2 separate regions of the Homo sapiens genome follow, and region 2 is linked to region 1. A link is a loop called in an ENCODE intact Hi-C map of the cell type or tissue named here. Cell type or tissue: IMR-90. All regions are shown on one strand. Each heading gives the region's core, and the rest is flanking DNA. Links, peaks and the distances in the headings are about the cores only.

Region 1 (9,669 bases), core at 661-8,660:
CGTTTCCTTACATCTTATCTTTCCATGCCATCATCTAAACCGGCAGTCGCCAACTTTTTGGCATCAGGGACTGGTTTTGTGGGAGACAATTTTTCCACGGGACAGGGGTTGAGGGGGATGGTTTCAGGATGAAACCGTTCCACCTCAGATCATCAAGCAGTTAGATTCTCATAAGGAATGCGCAACCTAGATCCCTTGCATGCGCAATTCACAATAGGGTTCGCACTCCTATGAGAATCTAATGCTGCGGCAGATCTGACAGGAGGCAGAGCTCAGGTGGTAATGCTCACTCACCTGCCGCTCACCTCCTGCTGTGTGACCTGGTTCCTCACAGGCCATGGTCTTGGTATCAGTCTGTGGCCAGCGGTTTGGGGACCCCTGATCTAAACTGTCACCACAATATTCTTTCTAAGATGCAGTTCTGATGTTACTCTCCTACTCAAAACAGTGGTGATCTTGTATTATATATCAAAAATAAAGCGTTTACCTCTTAGCATGGCATTTAGTAACTCTGCAAAGTAGTTTGCAGATAAACTGAGGCTCAGAAAGGGAAAAGAAATTGCTTAGGATCATACAGGCATGCAGCGGTAGAACCAAGGTTAAAACCCTGGTCTCCTGATGCCAGTGATTTAGCCGTTATAAAGTATCTTCTAAAGAGGGGAGAAATGGTAGTACTGCATATGTTACTAGAATGGTGAAATGGCAGTTACATAATTCTGTCTTCTGGGTGGGGCACATACTTTGAAACCCACACAAATGAGCAAAGATCCCTGTTCTACCTCTTACTAGCTTTGTAGACTTAAAACAAGTAACTTAGCCTCTTGGAGCCTCCATTTCCTCATTTACAAAATGGGAACAAATCATCCCAATCTTATAGTAATGTTATGAAGATTATATAAGATCTCATATATAAAGGGCCTAGCACAGTGCTAGATTCACAGGAGATTCTCAGTGAGGGTCATCACCCACCCATACTCCCATTCCAGTGATCTAAAAACCAGTTTAAACAATGAGGGAAGTAGAATTCAAGATAGTAAGAATCTAGATGGATGCAAGATTCCAGGGTCTATTCCTAGTTCCGGGGTAGGAAATAACTATTTTTAGGGTCTTCTTCAATCAGGTTCCCTGCAAGTGGAAACCAAACTAGTGTTCTCCTGGGGCAACAGGTGGTCATATGTATGGGGAGACCCCTGACTAAAAAGCAGACCTTAAGCCCCGGTGCCCATAGTGTCCATGACTTGTCACTCCTCGTAGCTGAAGCATTATGAATTTTTATTAAAATGTAAACGTTTCCTAGGAGAGGCAGACGGCATACATATTAACTTTCTGGCCTGATTAGCCTTCACTTCCCTCTTTCTGTGAGTAGACTCTATAGCTCTGTGCTTTGAGCTCAAAGCATGCTCTGATGTAGGGGACCACCTTCCCCTACCCTTGGCCTTTTAAAATCCTACTCAACATTCCAGGCCTTGCAGGAACGGTGGCTCATGCCTGTAATCCCAACACTTTGGGAGGCCGAGGCGGGTGGATCATTTGAGGTCAGGAGTTTGAAACCAGCCTGGCCAACATGGTGAAACCCCATCTCTACTAAAAATACAAAACTTAGCGGGTGTGGTGGCGCACGACTGTAATCCCAGCTACTCGGGAGGCTGAGGCAGAAGAATCGCTTGAACCAGGGATCGGAGGTTGCAGTGAGCCGAGATGGCGCCACTGTACTCCAGCCTGGGCTACAGAGCGAGACTGTCTCAAAAAGAAAAAAAAAATTCCAGGCCCATCTTGAACACCACCTCTTCCAGAAGCCCACTGTGATAGTGCAGTCAGATCCTGCCTTCCCTCCTCTGTCTCCTCCCAGGGAGCCTCAAATCCTAGACTCTTTTGGTGAAACACAGGGAGCATGAAGCTTCTCGTTATATGGAGACCTGCCTTGAATTCTAGCTTGTCCTTGACTTGGCCCATGATCTTAGGCTAATAAATGCCTTGACCTCGTTGAGCCTCAGTTTTCGTGCAAAAAAGCAGGTAATAATAAACCTTAGGGCAATAAGGGACGTGCTCTGTTCGGGCAATGCCTTCCCTGCTGAGTGGCGTGGCCCTGTGATTTTTGAATTTGGCTGATTCCTCTCATATGGCAGCGCAAGCCCCTCAGGACGTCTATATCCTTCCACCCAGCTCCGCCAGCCCTCAGGTGCTTAATGACTGTATTTACAGGCATCTAGCGCAGCCACGCAGCCCCGGAGCTGCATCACCTCTGGCTATGCAGTCTTTCACTTATCAGGAGGGTTAATGAGATGCAGGGTAGAAAGGTCTTGCCACTCGCCCGCCCGCTCGTGGAAGCCGAGTAGCTTGGTAACGACACCACGACTTCACGTTTAGTGCATTAGACGCGTAGACCCTTAGGGGAGGCAGAGCTTCCCGGTATCGCCGAGCGGGCCCTGAGGGCTGAGGCTGGGCACCCCTGCGCACCCCTGCTGAGTGCCCGGCCACCAGAAAGACAGATCCCCCACCTTTCCTTCTCCCTGACCCGGCGCGCTTCCTGGGGAACAAACTCTCCCTTACCCTCAGTGGGGCTGGGGCCTCAGTCTGCGACATACAGTGGGACTCCCATGTCTGCATGCCTGAGGTGGGCGGAAGGGGGCGGTGGGTGCTGGGAAGACATCCGTCCGCTTGCAGCTCCGCTGAGTCTCCAGCACCTGAAAAGCCGCGGCCGAGGCCTGAGGGACCAGCCCAGCCGAGATATCGGGGGCGGGGCAGCCCAATCCCAAACTGGCGGCTGGACCCGACTCCAACTCGTTCCTCCTAAGTCCGGGACAGATTGTCGGGAGGAGCTTGAACTGAGCTTCGGCTCCCGACTGGGCCTGGGCCCGGCCCCCACTGGTGCCACCTCCCTCCCTTCCTGGCCCGGCTCCTGGCCCACACTCGGCCCTGGCCCGGCCCTGGCCCGGCCCAGACCCGGCCCGGCCCTGGCCCGGCCCAGACCCGGCCCTCTGAGGCTCCTCCGGGCTCCAGGTTGGCGCAAACAAAGCCCTGATTGACTGCCCGGAGGGGCGGGCCTCGCTGCATGGCCGCCTCCTCCCCTCCCAGGCCGCCAGGGATTTGCCGGGAAGAGCGGGGGCAGGGGGAGACTCCCGGGGGTGCGCAGGACCGCGGGGGGCCGAGTCCTCGGGCTCGAGAAGATTGTGTCCACCCGCTGTCCGAGGCCCAGGCTGTCCCCTCAGGTCGTCCTCCTCAAGTCCAAGGAGGGACATGGGAGCTCCTGAGGGCAGGGTGGGGTTCCTCGCGGGCCAGCTGTCGTCCTAGGGTCCCCGGTGCCACCTCAGTTGCGGGCTGCTTGTGAGGAAGGAGGGTATGGGAGCAAAAAATAGGAGGGGTCTTCCCGAGGCTCGGGGTTGATCAGTGTCGGTTCTAGAGCCTGCGGGGAAAAGAGGGCAGGAGAACAGGATAGTTTGTGCTTCCTTTTTTCCATTTTAACTTTTCCTCTAACGGGCATCCGGGCAAGAACAGGGTTCAGTAGTTTGGGAAGGGAGCTGGGGGAGGCAGTGGCGGCTGGAGTAGGTAGGCGAGTAAAAGGAGGAGGAAGGGCTGGGGAGAAGAGCGAGGCTGTAGCGGCTGCCTGTTGAGGGAGGAAGAGGTGGGGGGTGTGGAGGAGGGGGAGGAGAGAGAGATGACATGGGGAGAGGAGGAGGGGGGTTGGACGTGGGAGGAGGAGGAGAGGGCTCGAGGGACCGTCTGTCGCGGGACGGGCTGGCCAGCTGGGGCGCGGAGCCTGGAGGAGGAGGCAGCGGCAGCGGCAGCAGCAGCCCTCCGAGCAGCAGCAGCTGCAGCAGCAGAAACAAGTACCAGCCACAAAGCGGCTCCTCTGGCCCAAGCAGCCACAGTCCCCCCGCCGCGATGGCGCTGCAAAGCCAGGCGAGCGAGGAAGCAAAGGGGCCCTGGCAGGAGGCAGACCAGGAACAGCAGGAGCCGGTGGGTAGCCCAGAGCCGGAGTCTGAGCCGGAGCCTGAGCCCGAGCCCGAGCCCGTGCCAGTGCCCCCGCCCGAGCCCCAGCCGGAGCCCCAGCCCCTACCGGACCCCGCACCCCTGCCGGAGCTGGAGTTCGAGTCCGAGCGGGTGCACGAACCCGAGCCCACGCCTACGGTAGAGACCCGCGGCACCGCGCGCGGCTTCCAGCCTCCCGAAGGTGGCTTCGGCTGGGTGGTGGTGTTCGCTGCCACCTGGTGCAACGGCTCCATCTTCGGCATCCATAACTCTGTCGGGATCCTCTACTCCATGCTGCTAGAGGAGGAAAAGGAAAAAAATCGCCAAGTGGAGTTCCAAGCAGGTGAGTGGCCCCGCACGCCCCACTTGGCATTTTGGGCAAGGTTGGCCGCTCCCGCTGCCACCGACCCCATACCTCCCGGTCCGAGGCGCCCCTCCAACGCGCCTCTCCGACTCCTCCCCTTACCCCTTACCCCTTGCCCCTTGCCCCTTTCCATGGCTCTCCTAGGGTGCGGGTTGCGGGGCTTTGGGCAGCTTGGACTGGGGAGACTAGGTGCAAGGCGTCCCGGGGGTACGAACTGGGACATTCATTGATCCTTGGCAAGCAATGGACTTTTTTTTGCCCTGGGACAAATCTAAATGCACCTTTCAGGTTTAAGGTACCTTTGCCCCTGTGTGCTGGGGGAAAATATTTGCAGGACTTTTTTTTTTTTTGGAGGTGGGGAGAAGTCATGAGGAGAGGAGAGAATTGAGAGGCGGGGCGGGCTCTGAGAGAAGCACTGTACCGCTGATCTCCGCAGCAGCCCCCCGGTTCCTTTGGGGAAACGGAGGTGTTTTCTGTTAAAAACACTTTAGGAATCCTGATGACTATGAGCGAAGAGTCAAACACATGGCAGGCGTGCGTGTCTGCAAGAGAGAAAGGGAGGGAGGGAGTTCGAGTCGGGGTGTGAGTGCGTCTCTGGCCGCCGCCGTTACGGCCCAGCTGGGCCCGGCAGTCCTCTGCCGCCCCGCGGGAGTGAATGGATCTCCGTGCCCTATGAGCCGAGCCCCAGAGCGGGCGGGGAGGCGGTCTCCGCAGTCTCCTGCCAGAGAGGCGTGAGGCCGCAGGCAGGCTGGGCCCTGCTGCTCACTCCGCACCGCCCCCAACTTCAGCCCTGCCTTCCCCGGCAACCCGCGCCTCTCTGCTACCGGTGGGGTGCCTCGTTCGGCCTACAGCCTGAGTGCCAGACCCGCCATTCCAGCTTTCCCCTGGAGCTGACTTGATCTCAGACAGAGTTGGGGGGCATAGCCCTCGCTTTCCAGGCCAGTGGACGCAAGACCCCAGGCGTGTGCGCTCTTCTCATTGAGGCCGCCTGTGAGCTGGGAGAAGTCAGAGGAACCATCTCGCTTTCCCAGCAAAGCCGCTGGCGAAATCCCTCAGCAGTTCTGGTGAGGGATTCAGACGAAGACGGGGGATTGGGATGCCCTCTCTGGCAAGGCTTGCTCCCTCTCGTGGCTCCTCAGGACAGCTCGACTCTTGCCACCAGCCCCAAGTTCACAACTCAGAATATGTGGCTTTTCGCAGTGTTGCCCTCGGACTGAGGAGTTCCATCCTCTCGCCAACCTCCAACCCCCACATATTTCTACTGCCATTTGAGGGGACCTGGGAATTATTAAGTGAACATAGAAACCTTGAATTCTGGAGTGTCCACCTGTGGATTCCCTGGGCCCTCTCCAGGACTTGTGGTTTTAGTTTGCAGCTTTGCTGGACTTCCCTGGCAGAAGGGGCTTTGGGGATCTTGGTGCCTCAGACCTTGTGATCCATTGGCACAGCAGCGGTGTGCAGGCCCCGATGAAGATAGTGCGTCAGTGGTTGTCAAAGGAAGTCTCTTGACTACCCAGGCCCACTGTGATGCTGGAATGGAGGGGTCCTGGGACAGTGTAGAGCAACTTCTGCGGGGAAGATGGCTGCCACAGTCACCCCTGGGACCACCTTTTTCCCTGCTTTGATGCAGTTCAGGGGCTCCTGGGAAAGCAGGCAGTGTAGGGACTCATGCTGTTGCCTAGGTTACCTCCAAGGGCACCTGCTGAGCATTGCCCTGTGGTTGAAGGCAGGCTGTTGGCCTTCAGGATCAGTGAGTGGCAAAGTCTGAGTGAAACTTGATGAGAAGCAGTAGAGGCTAGGCTGAAGCTAGGCCCTGGCATTTATATGGTGTGAGGAGGCCTAGAGCTGTGATCTTAGGAGTGTATAATAAAACTTGGAAAAACCACTATTTTACCAGGAAGAGGCTCACTGCTGGGGAACAGACTTCAAAGTAGGTGATCATAGGGGACTCAGGGGGAGGGCTGGCTGGGACTTTCCGGTCAAGACCTCACAGTGCAGCTAGAGGGTGGGGGTGGTGGTGGGGGTGCAGTTGGCTATGCAGAGGTGTGGCTAGTGCATACTCTGACACAGACCAGGTTCACTGAGGGGCTGAGGTCACTGGTTTAAATTATAGTGAGTATAGGTCAGGAAGAAACAGAAAGGAATTTGGTATGTCCCTAGGGTCTCAGAATACTTTGGCTTGGGTCCTTGCTGTGGTGTATCTTGAACTCACTGACATTATTTTTTATACTAGAGGTTCTTAGGGACACCACAGTTTTTATTTTGGAAAAGTCAGGAACACCCTATCACATGGAGCTCCTAGAAAATCTCATCCTCAGTACTACCTTTGCTGAGCTCTTCAACTTTCCCAAGCAACCATTCAGATCCTGAGATTCTGAATGTCTTTGCCTGCAGACACTTTCTGCTGTTTACTCAAAATTTCCCAGCCGTCTGTGCCACAGCACTGGTGTCTCAAAGGGATAGAAGAAGCTAATAGAAGTTTGTGTCATTTTTATCAGCCAGTATTTGTCCAATAGCCATTCTGGGAGAAACAGAATGTACACCCCCACGCTCAAGGAATTTGGTGCATCGTCCATTTTTATTAATATCTGACATGACTTCCATCTCTAAGAGTCTATGAATTTGGTGTTTGGAGGCACCTCGTAACCCAATTTCTCTTTGACTAGGCCTAATATCTTCACAGACCTAAAGCTGTGTTGAGTGGCTTAATGGGTGGAAGGTCCTGCAGATGATTGGGATTGTTGTGAGGAAGCCCCACAGAAAGGTAGTTTCTTATACTTTATTTTTAGAGATGGGATCTTGCTCTGTTGACCAGGTTGGAGTGCAGTGGCGCAGTCATATTTCACGACACCTTCAAACTCCTGGGCACAAGCAATCGTCCCACCTCAGCTTCTCAAGTAGCTAGAACTACAGGCATGCGCCACCACACCTGGCTAATTTTTATTTATTTATTTATTTATTTAAAAACAGACTCTTGCTATGTTGCCCAGGCTGGTCTCAAACTCCTGGCCTCCAGCAGTCCTACTGCCTCAGCCTCCCAAGTAGCTGGGAAGAAAGGTAGTTTTGATGTTTGAGGAACAGCTCCACATCAGAGTGCCTCTGGGCATGGGAAAAAGCCACAGAAGTTAGAAGGGATATGGGATTCAGGCCTTACTAGAGCATGCAATGTGCAGTTTTTGTGGACCCTTTGATGTATACAGTTTTGTGGTGTCACCAGCTGTATATCTTATCCCCTCTCTTCACCAGTTTTGGAGGAAAGCCAACTTTCCCTGGGTCCTAGGCTTGGGTGGATTGGCAGGCAAAAGGTCCCTGAGAGGGAGGCAAGTGATCAAACTCTGGTTTAGTGAAAAAAGGAAAAAGATCAGGAGGGAAATGAGCCTGTATTTCTTGCCAAGATCATGGGAAATTTGTGAGTTCCCCAACCCAGACCAAACAGCAGACAGGACAGGAGGCAACCAGGCAATTCTGTGGAAAGTAAAGGCCCAAGCATAGCTTCTTGGGGTGGTAGGGAAGCCTTTTGGAGGAAAGAGGGGAAAGAGAAGCAAGACGCCATTGATTGTAGGCCCCAGCTCAATATTGGGACCCTAAGTGAGTTGGACCTGCAATAGGGTTAGGGTTGGGAGTTCAGAGGACAAGGCAGAACAAGCCAGAGTTGCTAACATTGGCTCTATGCTTAAGTCTTTTTAAAAGTACTCCAGAGTAAAACTTGACTGCCGGTCCACCATTGAGCCAAAAAATATGGAAGGCATTTTTGTTTTACTGGGCAGTTTATAAGCATGGTCCTTGTAAGCTCCCAAGGGGGGTCAAGGCTGAGGCTCTCATCACCAGAGAAAGGGACAATGGTCAGGAAGGTTCACTACTAGGCACAAGATAGTTCAGGCTGATGGTCCACTCTGATGGAAACAGAATTTTCTAGGCATGGGGAAGAATGATACACTCTGCCTTTGGGTGAACCAAGAGTCCCAAGGTTGGGTGGGGCCAGGTAGAGTAGGCTGTCTTTCTCCTTCTCACCTTAGGGGTTTTCATTGCTTGGTTCAGTGTCTCACTGGACTGTAACACTAAATTGCTGACTTTGGGAGCAAAGTGTATTTTGAGCAAATCTGCCAATCTCTTGACTTCAGCTGAAGGCTCTTGACTACTGTCCAGCAGAGCTAGATCAGGTTGGCTTAGCGCCTGCTGTGGTGCTTCAAGCCACACAGCCCTTGGCCAGGCATCTCTCACGTCATTCCCCTGCCCCCTTTCCAACCAAATGGGATCTTGAACTATGACCATGACTGATACTGAAAGGGATGAGAATAAGAGATTGGGTCATTTGGAGGCCAACCAGGAGGATGCTTGTTTGAGTTGGGGTAGCTGGTTGAGGCTGGATGCCTGGATCACTGTACAGTGGCCTCAAATGCTCATTCTAAGTCTAAAAAAGCAAGACCCAGGGCCAAATCTGGACTCCCCAAAGCTGGCAGTCTCAGTGATACCAGCTAGGCAGTAACTGTGACTTAGACAACTTGTGCCCCTAACTTATTCTGTGACTTTGGACAGGCACTTCACCTCTCTGTATGTCAGTTTATCTATCTATAAAATGAGAGGGTTTGACTAAATAAACTTTCTAGCCCTACCATTCTATCCTTCTAAAATTATGTGATATCTTATTCTTTACTATTCATATGTCATACATTTTGACTCATTTAAGTAAATAAAAGTTCGTTAAGCTGCCTGAATGACAGTGAGGATGGATTGGGAGAAGATTGGGAAAGCAAGGAAAAGCCCTATATACATCATTTCCCCACGTCATTTGTATTTAAAGACTATGGGGCTGCCCATGGGTATAGATGTGTTTAAAAATTACCCAATCCTTTTTACCTAGTATGTAAGGGCAACCCTGCATGTGGAGCTGCTTCTTCCAGAGTGTCCTGATTGGTATAGAGCTGGGTCTCCAAGAGAACTCCCTGGATTTGGCAGGCAAGCAGGGTGGGTCTGTATGCTGCTGTTTTCCAGCGTTTGAACCTGTTCCTCAAAAGTATTAAATTATAAACATTTCCTCAAGCCTCAGTTTGGACCCCTCTTCTGAAACTGAATTTCCCACAGCACAGTCTTATTTCTCAGAAATGCATAGTCAGTGTGACCTTGGTTTGCTGTTACTTCCAGCTAGCAGAGGAAACGGATTCCTAAATGAGGTTCCCTTCAGAGGTCTTCAAACAGGGCGTTTTGATAGCTGGCTCAGGGCCACTGCCTGGATCCTGCTGTGGTGGGGTTGGGGAGGGTTGCTACTGTGATCCTGGAGAAGGCCCATTAGATGCCCACAATCCCTGGTCAACTGCAGCGTCAGGGCTTAGCTGAGA
Region 2 (9,669 bases), core at 841-8,840, 130 kb after region 1:
CTTGACCAGCCATGACTAGCTTTGGCTTGTCTTGACCAGCTGTGGCTAGATTTGATCAGTCTTCACTGGCTTTGACTGGCTTTGATGCCCTGGACCAGTTTTAACCAGCTGTGACCAGCCTTAACCAGTTGTAACTGGCCTTAACCAGTTTTGACTGGCTTAGACCAGCCATGACCAGCTTTGGCTGGTCTCTGCCAGTCGTGACTACTGTGACTGGCTTTTACCAGCCTGAACAGTTTTTAACCAGCCATGGCTTGTCTTGATTGGCCATGACTGGCTGTGACCAGCTTTGATTACAATTGACTGGTTTTGATCAGCTTAGACCAGCTGTGACCAGCTGTGACCAGTCATAACAGAGCTTAACCAATTTTGACTGGCTTACACTGGCCATGACCAGCTTTGACTGGTCGTGACTGGCCTTCATGAGCCATAACTGGCTTTGACTAGAATTGACCAGTTTTTACCAGCCATGACTGGTCTTGACCACATGTGACTGGCTTTGACTGGTCATGACTGGCTTTGGCCAGAATTGGCTGATTTTGATCGGCTTAGACCAGCTGTGTCCAGCTTTGTCCTGTATTTACTGGCTGTGACTGGCTTTGACTGGCCTGGACCAGTTTTAACCAGCCGTGGCTGGTCTTAAACAACTGTGATTGGCCTTTGCTACCTGTGACCAGCTTTGGTTGGCTATGACTGGCCTTGACCAACTGTGACTGGCTTTGGCCTATCTTGACCAGCCATGACCAGCCTTGGCCAGCCATGACTGGCTTTGATCAACCATGCTGGATTTGGCCTGTCTTGACCAGCCATGACCAGCTTTGACTGGCCTTGACCAGCCATAATCAGACTTCACCAGCTGTGACTGACAATAACCAGTTGTGACTAGCTTTCACAAACCTCAACTGGTCTTAACTAGTCATGACTAGCCTTGACTGGAGTTGACTGGCTTTTACCAGATTAGACCAGCCATGGCCAGCTTTGACTAGTTTTGACTGGTCTTGACCACTTTTGACTGACGTTGACCAGTCTTGACAGGCCTTGGCTGGCTTAGACTGACCTTGATGGGTCTTCACTTTTTTTTGTTGTTGTTGTTGTTACCAGATTTGACCTGCCATGACTGGCCTTGACTGGCAGTATCTGGTCATGATCCTGCTGCTTCCTGCCCAGCCAAGGTCCTGGGACTCAGAGGCTGTACAACACTGTGGGGGTAGGTGGAGGAGAGCAGAATGGTGAGGGTGCACCTGGGAGAGCTCACTGGTGGGGTTACACCAGAAAGGCCTTAGAGATCACTTCCTCTTGCAGATGGAGAAATAGGCCCTGTGGATGTGGACTCAACTATCAGAGCAGGTGACAGTGGAGACAGGCAAAGATATCTGCATGACAGGAGTAAGCTGGGGTGAGTGCAAATTTGTGCACTTTTCTCCTCCCTGAGACTTTCAGCTCCACAGAGCAGCCTCTGAAATACATGTAAATACTTGGTGATCCACAATCCAGACAAGAGTGGAAGGACCAGAGAAGGATAGGACCAGGTGGAAATGTAGTAGAGAGGCAAGGTGTTAGCCTAGGGGGAATGCTAGTTAACCCACAAGGTAACGGTGAGAGAAGGGAAGGCAATAGTGAAACAATCCTAACCCTAGCTGTAGCTGTAGCCAAAACCCTAAACCTAGCTTTTTTTTTTTTTTTCTCCTTAGACAAGGTCTCACTTTGTCACCAAGGCTGGAGTGCAGTGTCGTGATCTTGGCTCACTGCAGCCTCAACCTCCCAGGTTCAAGTGATCCTCCTGCCTCAGCCCCCCAAGGAGCTGAGACTACAGGTCCACACCACCATGCATGGCTAATTTTTATTTTATTTTATTTTATTTTATTTATTTTGAGACAGAGTCTCACTCTGTCACCCAGGCTGGAGTGCAGTGGCACGATCTCGGCTCCTGCAACCTTCGCCTCCTGGGTTCAAGCAATTCTCATGCCTCAGCCTCCCAAGTCACTGGGGTTACAGGCGTGCACCAGCACTCTTGGCTAATTTTTGTATTTTTAGTAGACACGGGGTTTCACCATGTTGGCAAGGCTAGTCTCAAAATCCTGGCCTCAAGATTCTCAAATTCCTTGGTCTCCCAAAGTGCTGGGATTACAGGTGTGAGCCATTGCACGTGGCCCCAGCTAATTTTTTGTATTTAGGTCGGTGCAGAAGTAATTGCAGATTTTGCATTAAAAGTAATTTTTTTTGGTACAGATAGTGTTTCGCCATGTTGCCCAGGCTGGTCTTGAACTCCTGGACTGAAGCAATCCACCCATCTCAGCTTCCCAAAGTGCCAGGATTACAGACCTGAGCCACTGCACCTGGCCTTTAGCCTTATCCCCTTAACCCCTAAACCCTGACCCTAGCCCTAGCCCCAGCCTCAACCCTACACCTAACCCTAACTCTAAACCTCAAACCTGTTTATACCTTAACCCCTAAAATCTAAATCCTAACCCTCTAATCCTAAACAGCCTAAATACTATATCCAACCCCAACCCCAGATCAAAACAAACATATCAAACAAAGGGATGACATCACAAGGACAGAAAACTACAGAACAATATCCCTTCTAAACATAGATGTAGTAAACCTTAACAAAATAATAGTAATATGAAACTACAGTCATCCCTCAGTATCCATGGGGGATTGGTTCCTGGACTCCTACCAATACCAAAATCCACACGCACTCAAGTCCTGCAGTGAGCCCTGTGAAATCCGTGGATACAAAAAGTTGGCCCTCCATATATGTGGGTTTCACATCCCACAAATACTATGTTTTTGATCCTTGTTTGGTTATGGATGTGGAATCTGCTAATATGGAGAGCTGAATGTATTTTTCAAGCCCTGTGGCCAGTGGGAAACCATTGCCAAAGTTAAACCAGAAGAGTGACATGGGCTGGGCACCGTGGCTCATGCCTATAATTCCAGCACTTTGGGAGGCCAAGGCAGGTGGACCACCTGAGGTCGTGAGTTCTAGACCAGCCTGACCAACATGGAGAAACCCCGTCTCTACTAAAAATACAAAAATTAGCCAGGTGTGGTGGCACATGTCTGTAATCCCCGCTACTCGGGAGGCTGAGGCAGGAGATTCACTTGAACCCAGGAGGCAGAGGTTGCGGTGAGCCAAGATCACACCATTGCACTCCAGCCTGGGCAACAAGAGTGAAACTCCATCAAAAAAAAAATGACATAATGAGATGTATGTTTGTGAATCAGTATTTTGCCATTATCAAGTTGAGTTCACCAATGGTGGGCAGGTGAATCTGTGCTCCTCCCAGTGGACTGCACTGAGGAGACCATAGCATCAGGCCAGAGTGTTTCTGCCAGGAATGCAGGGTCCGCGTCTGCTCAGGAGGAAACACTGGGCAAATCTAGTTTGGAGTCACCTCTGCTCTTTAGATCTACCAAGGTTGTGAAACTGAGGGACAGTCTCAGGAACAGTTCCAGAAAAAGAAAACTGGACCTGAATGGAAAAAGACATTTTTTCTCCCAGTTGAGGCAGGTGGTGAAGTGAAATGGGTCTGCAGATTGGAATGTCAGGTAGAAATCATGTACTTCCTGATTTGGGGATTATGTGATGGTTACCTAGGAGAGTGTCCCTGCTTTGGGTAAAATATACTGGAGTATTTTGTGTGAAATTGGGAATCTGATACAGCAATAACCACTGGGGAATCTAAAAGAAAGGATAAAGAGTACTTTGTACTGCTATTGCAGGTTTTCTACAAGTATGAAATTATTAGGAAGTAAACTACTTTTTTAAAACAACCATGTCAATATCATTTCAGTAAAGCAGAAACAATATCAAACTTTGTTATAGAGGCTAAGCCTGACCCAAATCCACATCAGCCAAAGCTGTGAAACCAATTGCTCTTCTAGGAGTCTGAATGTTACTTTAGTATTAAGAGGCCACTGTGTGGACATAATGTTACTGGCCACTACACCTTGGTTGTGGAGAAGAACCTTGAGGTATGGTGGAAACAGTAGGATTTTTTATTTCCAATTTTCCACTTGAAGCCCTTCCTCTCCTGGGTACTCTGAAGACTTACTGCCCCTCAGTAGTCACGGCTGCGAACAGGAAGGTTTTTATTCACCATTGACGTTGTCTCCAGTTGTCCTAAAGTGAGACGGTGCCCCCTTAGGTCTGTGCTGAGGAAAACGAAACTCTTGTCTTTGAAGTGGGCTTGGTGCTGAACTCCATAAGCGGAACACAAGGCGCTTCATGGGGTCAGAAAAGGCGGGTTCGCGCGCCCCCTGCTGGCCACCAGAGACAGTGCGAGATTCTCAGCGCTCACTGTGTAGCGGTAGCCGTGCGCCCCCTCCTGGCTGTCCTGCTGAATCAATTAAATTCAATGTGCAGCCTGTAATCCCAGCCCTTTGGGAGGCAGAGGCAGGTGGATCACCAGAGGTACGGAGTTCGAGACCAGCCTGGCCAAAATGGTGCAATCCCGTCTCTACTAAAAATACAAAATTAGCCGGCCGTGGTGGTGCGCGCCTGTAATCCCAGCTACCCCGGAGGCTGAGGCAAGAGAATCGCTTGAACCCAGCAGGTGGAGGTTGCAGTGAGCCGAGATGGTGCCACTGCACTCCAGCCTGGGCAACAAAGTGAGATTCCATCTCAAATTAAAAAAAAAAAAAAATTCAATGTGCATATTATTCAGTGCCGTAATTTTGGAAATTCAAACTAAAATGGAGCCCACTATCCCGGTCTTTAACAAAAATGCTGAAGGAACAAGTCATTTGAAACCATATGGAATGAAATGAACATAGATACAAATTTTACAATTTATGCAAGAATTTACTCAGAATAGTCCGTAGACAAATTAAAAATGCAAAACTATCAAAATTCTAGAAGAAAACATAGAAGAAAATCTACGTGACCTTGGGTTTGGTGATGAGATTTAACATACAATGCCAAGAGCTGATCCACGCACAAAAGTTAATAATATGGATATTATAACATTAAAAATGTTACACATGTCTGTGATAGACCATGTTCAAAGAATGAAAACAGAAGCCACAGACAGGACAAAATATTTGTAAAATACATATCTGAGAAAGGATTTGTATTCAAAATACTCAAAGAACTCTCAAAACTAAAAAATAAGACAACCCAATTAAAAATGGGTAAGATATAAAGAGACACCTCGCCAAATAAGGTATGCAGATGGCAAATAAGCATACAGAAAGATGCTCAATATCACATATCATTAGCGAATTGCAAATTACAACAACGAGACAGCACTGCCAGGCGCAAGTGGCTCACGCTTGTAATCCTAACACTTTGGGAGGCCGAGGTGGGCAGATCACTTGAGGTCAGGGGTTCGAGACCAGCCTGGCCAACATGTCGAAACCCCGTCTCTACTAAAAATACAAAAATTGTTCGGGTGTGATGGCGCATGCATGTAATCCCAGCTATTCGGGAGGCTGAGGCAGGAGAATCGCTTGAACCCGGGAGGTGGAGGTTGCAGTGAGCCGAGATCGCGCTACTGCACTCCAGCCTGGGAAACAAGAGTGCGACTCGGTCTAAAAAAACAAACGAACAATGAGATAGCACTGCACACTTGTTGAAACTGCTATTTATTAGACCTGCTGAACTAAAACAATGACAAACCATAAACTTTCATTCATTGCTTGTGGAATGCATAATGATACAGCCACTTGAGAAGACAGTGTAAGACTAGAATATGCCACCACAAAATATGATTGTAGAAGACTAGAATATGCCACTCAAAAGTATGCCTTTTTTGGCATAAGGATTATTTTGAGCTGATTGTTTTGAGAAACTGCAGATGCAAGAGAAGCTCTGAATACAGAGTAGAAGTTACCCTTTTATAAGGGAAATTTACATCTATAAAGAAAATCTTCATTTGCAAGGGTGTCTCTCCCTCAGTACCAAGAAAAGAAGGATGACTAAATCATGAGAGATTCTTATCAATAGGGAAGACATCAACTTAAATCTGCATTACAAACCTTACCCTTGTTTACTGTCCTTTTCCTGGTTACCTCCCCATTACCGCACCCTCCACCCCAACCCCACTTTCTTTGTTTCAGTTGAACAAATTCATTTTTACTCATTTTACTCATTTTTCCTTGGGTGTCTCCCACGTGTTTTTTTTTTTGTTTGTTTGTTTTTGTTTGTTTGTTTTTGAGACAGAGTCTCGCTCTGTTGCCCAGGCTGGAGTGCAATGGCGTGATCTCTGCTCGCTGCAACCTCCGCCTCCCGGGTTTAAGCGGTTCTCCTGTCTCAGCCTCCTGAGTAGCTGGGATTACAGGTGCCTGCCACCACGCCCAGCTAATTTTTTTATTTCTTTAAATTTATTTATTTATTTATTTAGAGACGGAGTTTTGCTCTTGTTGCCCAGGCTGGAGTGCAATGGCGTGATCTCGGTTCACCGCAATCTCCGCCTCCCGGGTTCAAGTGATTCTCCTTCCTCAGTCTCCCGAGTAGCTGGGATTACAGGCATGTGCCACCATGCCCAGCTAATTTTGTATTTTGTATTTTTTTTTTTTTTTAGTAGAGTTGGGGTTTCTCCATATTCATCAGGCTGGTCTCAAACACCCGACCTCAGGTGATCCGCCCACCTCAGCCTCCCAAAGTGCTGGGATACAGGCGTGAGCCGCCGCACCCAGCCATTTTTATATTTTTAGTAGAGTTGGGGTTTCACCATGTTGACCAGGCTGGTCTCAAACTCCTGACCTAAAGTGATCCACCTGCCTCGGCCTCCAAAAGTGCTGGGATTACAGGCATGAGCCGCCGTACCCGGCCTCTGTGTGTGTATTTTAAAAAGTATTCAATTATACTTATTCAAGCATGGTAAGGAAGACTTTATTCAGGACCATCGTGATAGGTATAAGAACCACTGCAACGGGGTCTTGCAGTCGGGGAGAGAGATTGGGCTCAACTCCAAATACAGCATGGGCCAGTGGGACTTTACAGCCAAGGACCAGGATGGAGGTCAGAGGATGGAAAATTGCTAAGAGGAAATCAGGAGTTAAAGGTATCAACATGCTGGGTGCGGTGGCTCACGCCTGTAATTCCAGCACTTCGGGAGGCCGAGGCGGGCGGATCACGAGGTCAGGAGATCAAGACCATCCTGGCCAACCTGGTGAAACCCTGTCTCTACTAAAAATACAAAAATTAGCTGACTGTGGTGGCATGCGCCTGTAATCCCAGCTACTTGGGATACTGAGGCAGGAGAATTGCTTGAACCCAGGAGGCAGAGGTTGCAGTGAGCCGAGATGGCACCACTGCACTCCAGCTTGGGCGACAGAGCGAGACTCTGTCTCAAAAAAACATAAAAAATAAAAAAATAAAAATAAATAAAGGTATCAACATTATAATGCCAGCTTACAGATGAGATGGACTCTGTGGCTGAGATGAGAGATTTGAGAGAAAATTAAGTGGCCACAGCGGGCCACGGTGGCTCACACTTATAATCCCAACAGCACAGGAGGCTGAGGTGGGAGGATGGCTTGAGCCCACGAGTTCAAGACCAACCTGGGCAAAACAGTGAGACCCTGTTTCTACAAAAATAAAAAATTACCCAGACATGGTGGCACACACCTGTAGTCCTAGCCATGCACTCAGGAGGCTGTTGCAGGAGGATTGCTTGAACCCAGGATTAAGGCTGCAGTAAGCTATGATCATGCCACAGCACTCCAGCCTGGATGACAGAGCAAGACTCTGTCTCTAAAAAAGAGAAAAAGTAAGCCACCATGGCAAGGAAAAGGGATTAGTCATGTACTCCTACATTGTTAATTACTATAAGGTTTGTTAAATACTATAAGGTTTGTTAAATGCCATAAGGTTTTCCTTCCTACAAGTAGGCAGGAACATGTTCTAACAAAACACTGCCCAACTGACCCCTGTGGACTGCCTGACCACCAGCCAACTGGGACACGTCTGCCTTGAGGATCCTGCCAGTGGCACCAACTGGATAGATTAACCTTACAAAAATTCATTCCTGATAAACAGCTAAAGACCCTAAACCAGTTCCAGCCAGTTTACAGAGACTGTGCACAAAATGTCTTTGTGCCCTATAGTTCACCTGTTGACTTAAAAAGGCAAATTCCACCTTGTTGGGTTAGAAGGTATCTGAGTTATCAGTGGCAAATCTGTACAGGTCTGCAGCAACTTCAATTCTTGCCTCTTCAGAAGAAAGAATTCAACTGAGGGGCATAAGGCAGAAAAAGAGACTGAGGCAAGTTTCAGAGCAGAAGTGGAAGTTTATTTAAAAAGCTTTAGAGCAGGAAAGAAAGAAAGTACACTTGGAAGAGACCCAAGCAAGCAACTTGAAGGACAAGTGCAGCATTTAACCTTGATGCTAGGACTTTATATGCGGGCCCACCTTCGGCGTCTTGTACCCCTTTCCCATGATTCTTCCCTTAGGGTGGGCTGCCCTCATGCGCAATGCCCTTATGCTTGGGAAGTGAGCATGCGCAGTGTGTTTAGGAAGTTGTATGCGTGCCCATCTGAGGCTTTCTTCCCTTTTCTGGTGGAATCCACCATTTTGTCTCTTAATGCACATGCCCAGGCTCACTCGCCCAACTCCTGAGATTTTACTGAAAGCCAATTACCAATCTCAAGTGTTTTTATCTGTTTGGGAAGTTGCCTCTCCCTGGCACTTGTGTTCAATTAACACTTTAGTGTGACAGCTGTGGACCTTCAGGAGATTGTCTCTCCCTGGCACCGGCTGCCAAATTGTCATTTTTAGAGAGGCGGTGTGGTAACTGCTGAGCCATCACCTGATGGTTGCCTGACATTCCTGGTGGGTTGAGGGGAGAGCCCTCTCCTGCCCTGCTTATGCCTAACTACCTGTAACAACCTTATTTTAATGTTAAAACCCCATCCCAAAGTGAACATAATATGTATATTACATATGTTAACTCACTGCACATGTGCTTGACTTTCCCTGTAAATTTTATAGATATTACCAAACCTGATGAATATACATGTAAGACAAGTCCTGGAAGGCTTAAATGCTGCTGTTTCCTTCCCTTCTGTAGAATGCATACTCACAGTTTCCCTGGAGGCTACATTCTCCATTCTGCAGACTGTTGCTCTGAAAATAAAAGTTTTCTCATTTTTTCTTCCTCTGTAGATCTCATAGTCATTTTGTTAACATTTCTGGTGATGAGAATAGGATCCAAAGTGGTCCCCAATTTCTTTTCCTCTACTGCCTCAATCAATGCCTAGGTGCCAGCAAGGATGCTGTAAGGTCCAGTTGAATTCTGGCATGGTAGGAAAGAGTTGGGTAAGCATTCTTGGATCCAAGATCTCCTTTTAGGTTGAGATCTAGGAGGTTTTATTTTCTTTAAATAGGGCAATCCATCTGGTTTGCAGGTAGACCTTAATTCTTATGTTCTAAGCAGGAACACCTGCTCTATTGTTACACTCTGAAGTTGACTTCTTTAGGTGAGTGCTTTAGGTAGTTCACCCACTAAAGTAATGGTCACTGGCCAGCCACCATTGGGAACTCCAGCAGCCTATATGTTTAAAACTATGGGAAAAACTCCTGTGAATATTTAGGATCCTGGATGCAAATAACCCAGGATGACTCAAAGCTTTGTTGGCAACAATTGGGAACTTTTGATATGCCTAAATTAGTCTATCAACATGCACAATTAGAGCGGAGAGAATTCTGGACTTTTCAA

Evidence for each region. Peaks named below come from ENCODE experiments on the same cell type or tissue, not always from the same donor. Only the 100,000 strongest peaks of a DNase experiment are listed, where the experiment ranks them.
Region 2: it touches region 1 in a loop (4-fold over the local background); 4 of 110 quality-filtered maps call a loop at or near these places.

What each region holds. Positions count from the first base shown.
Region 1 is chrX:74,417,756-74,427,424 of GRCh38, forward strand. It overlaps SLC16A2 (solute carrier family 16 member 2), which reads left to right and starts at 3,738. Exons shown (of 6, transcript NM_006517.5): 1 at 3,738-4,312. The coding sequence starts at 3,883. It overlaps LOC105373252 (a long non-coding RNA gene), which reads right to left and starts at 2,893. Exons shown (of 2, transcript XR_007068267.1): 1 at 2,551-2,893. In IMR-90, for the core only: a CTCF peak has its summit at 5,452 (motif pointing left); DNase peaks (open chromatin) are centred at 3,686 and 5,006; H3K4me3 peaks cover 3,396 bases; H3K27ac peaks cover 3,396 bases.
Region 2 is chrX:74,546,207-74,555,875 of GRCh38, forward strand. No RefSeq gene overlaps it. Among named protein-coding and RNA genes, the nearest start is that of RLIM, 64 kb to the right of the region's middle. In IMR-90, for the core only: a CTCF peak has its summit at 4,300 (motif pointing left); a DNase peak (open chromatin) is centred at 4,275; H3K4me3 peaks cover 218 bases.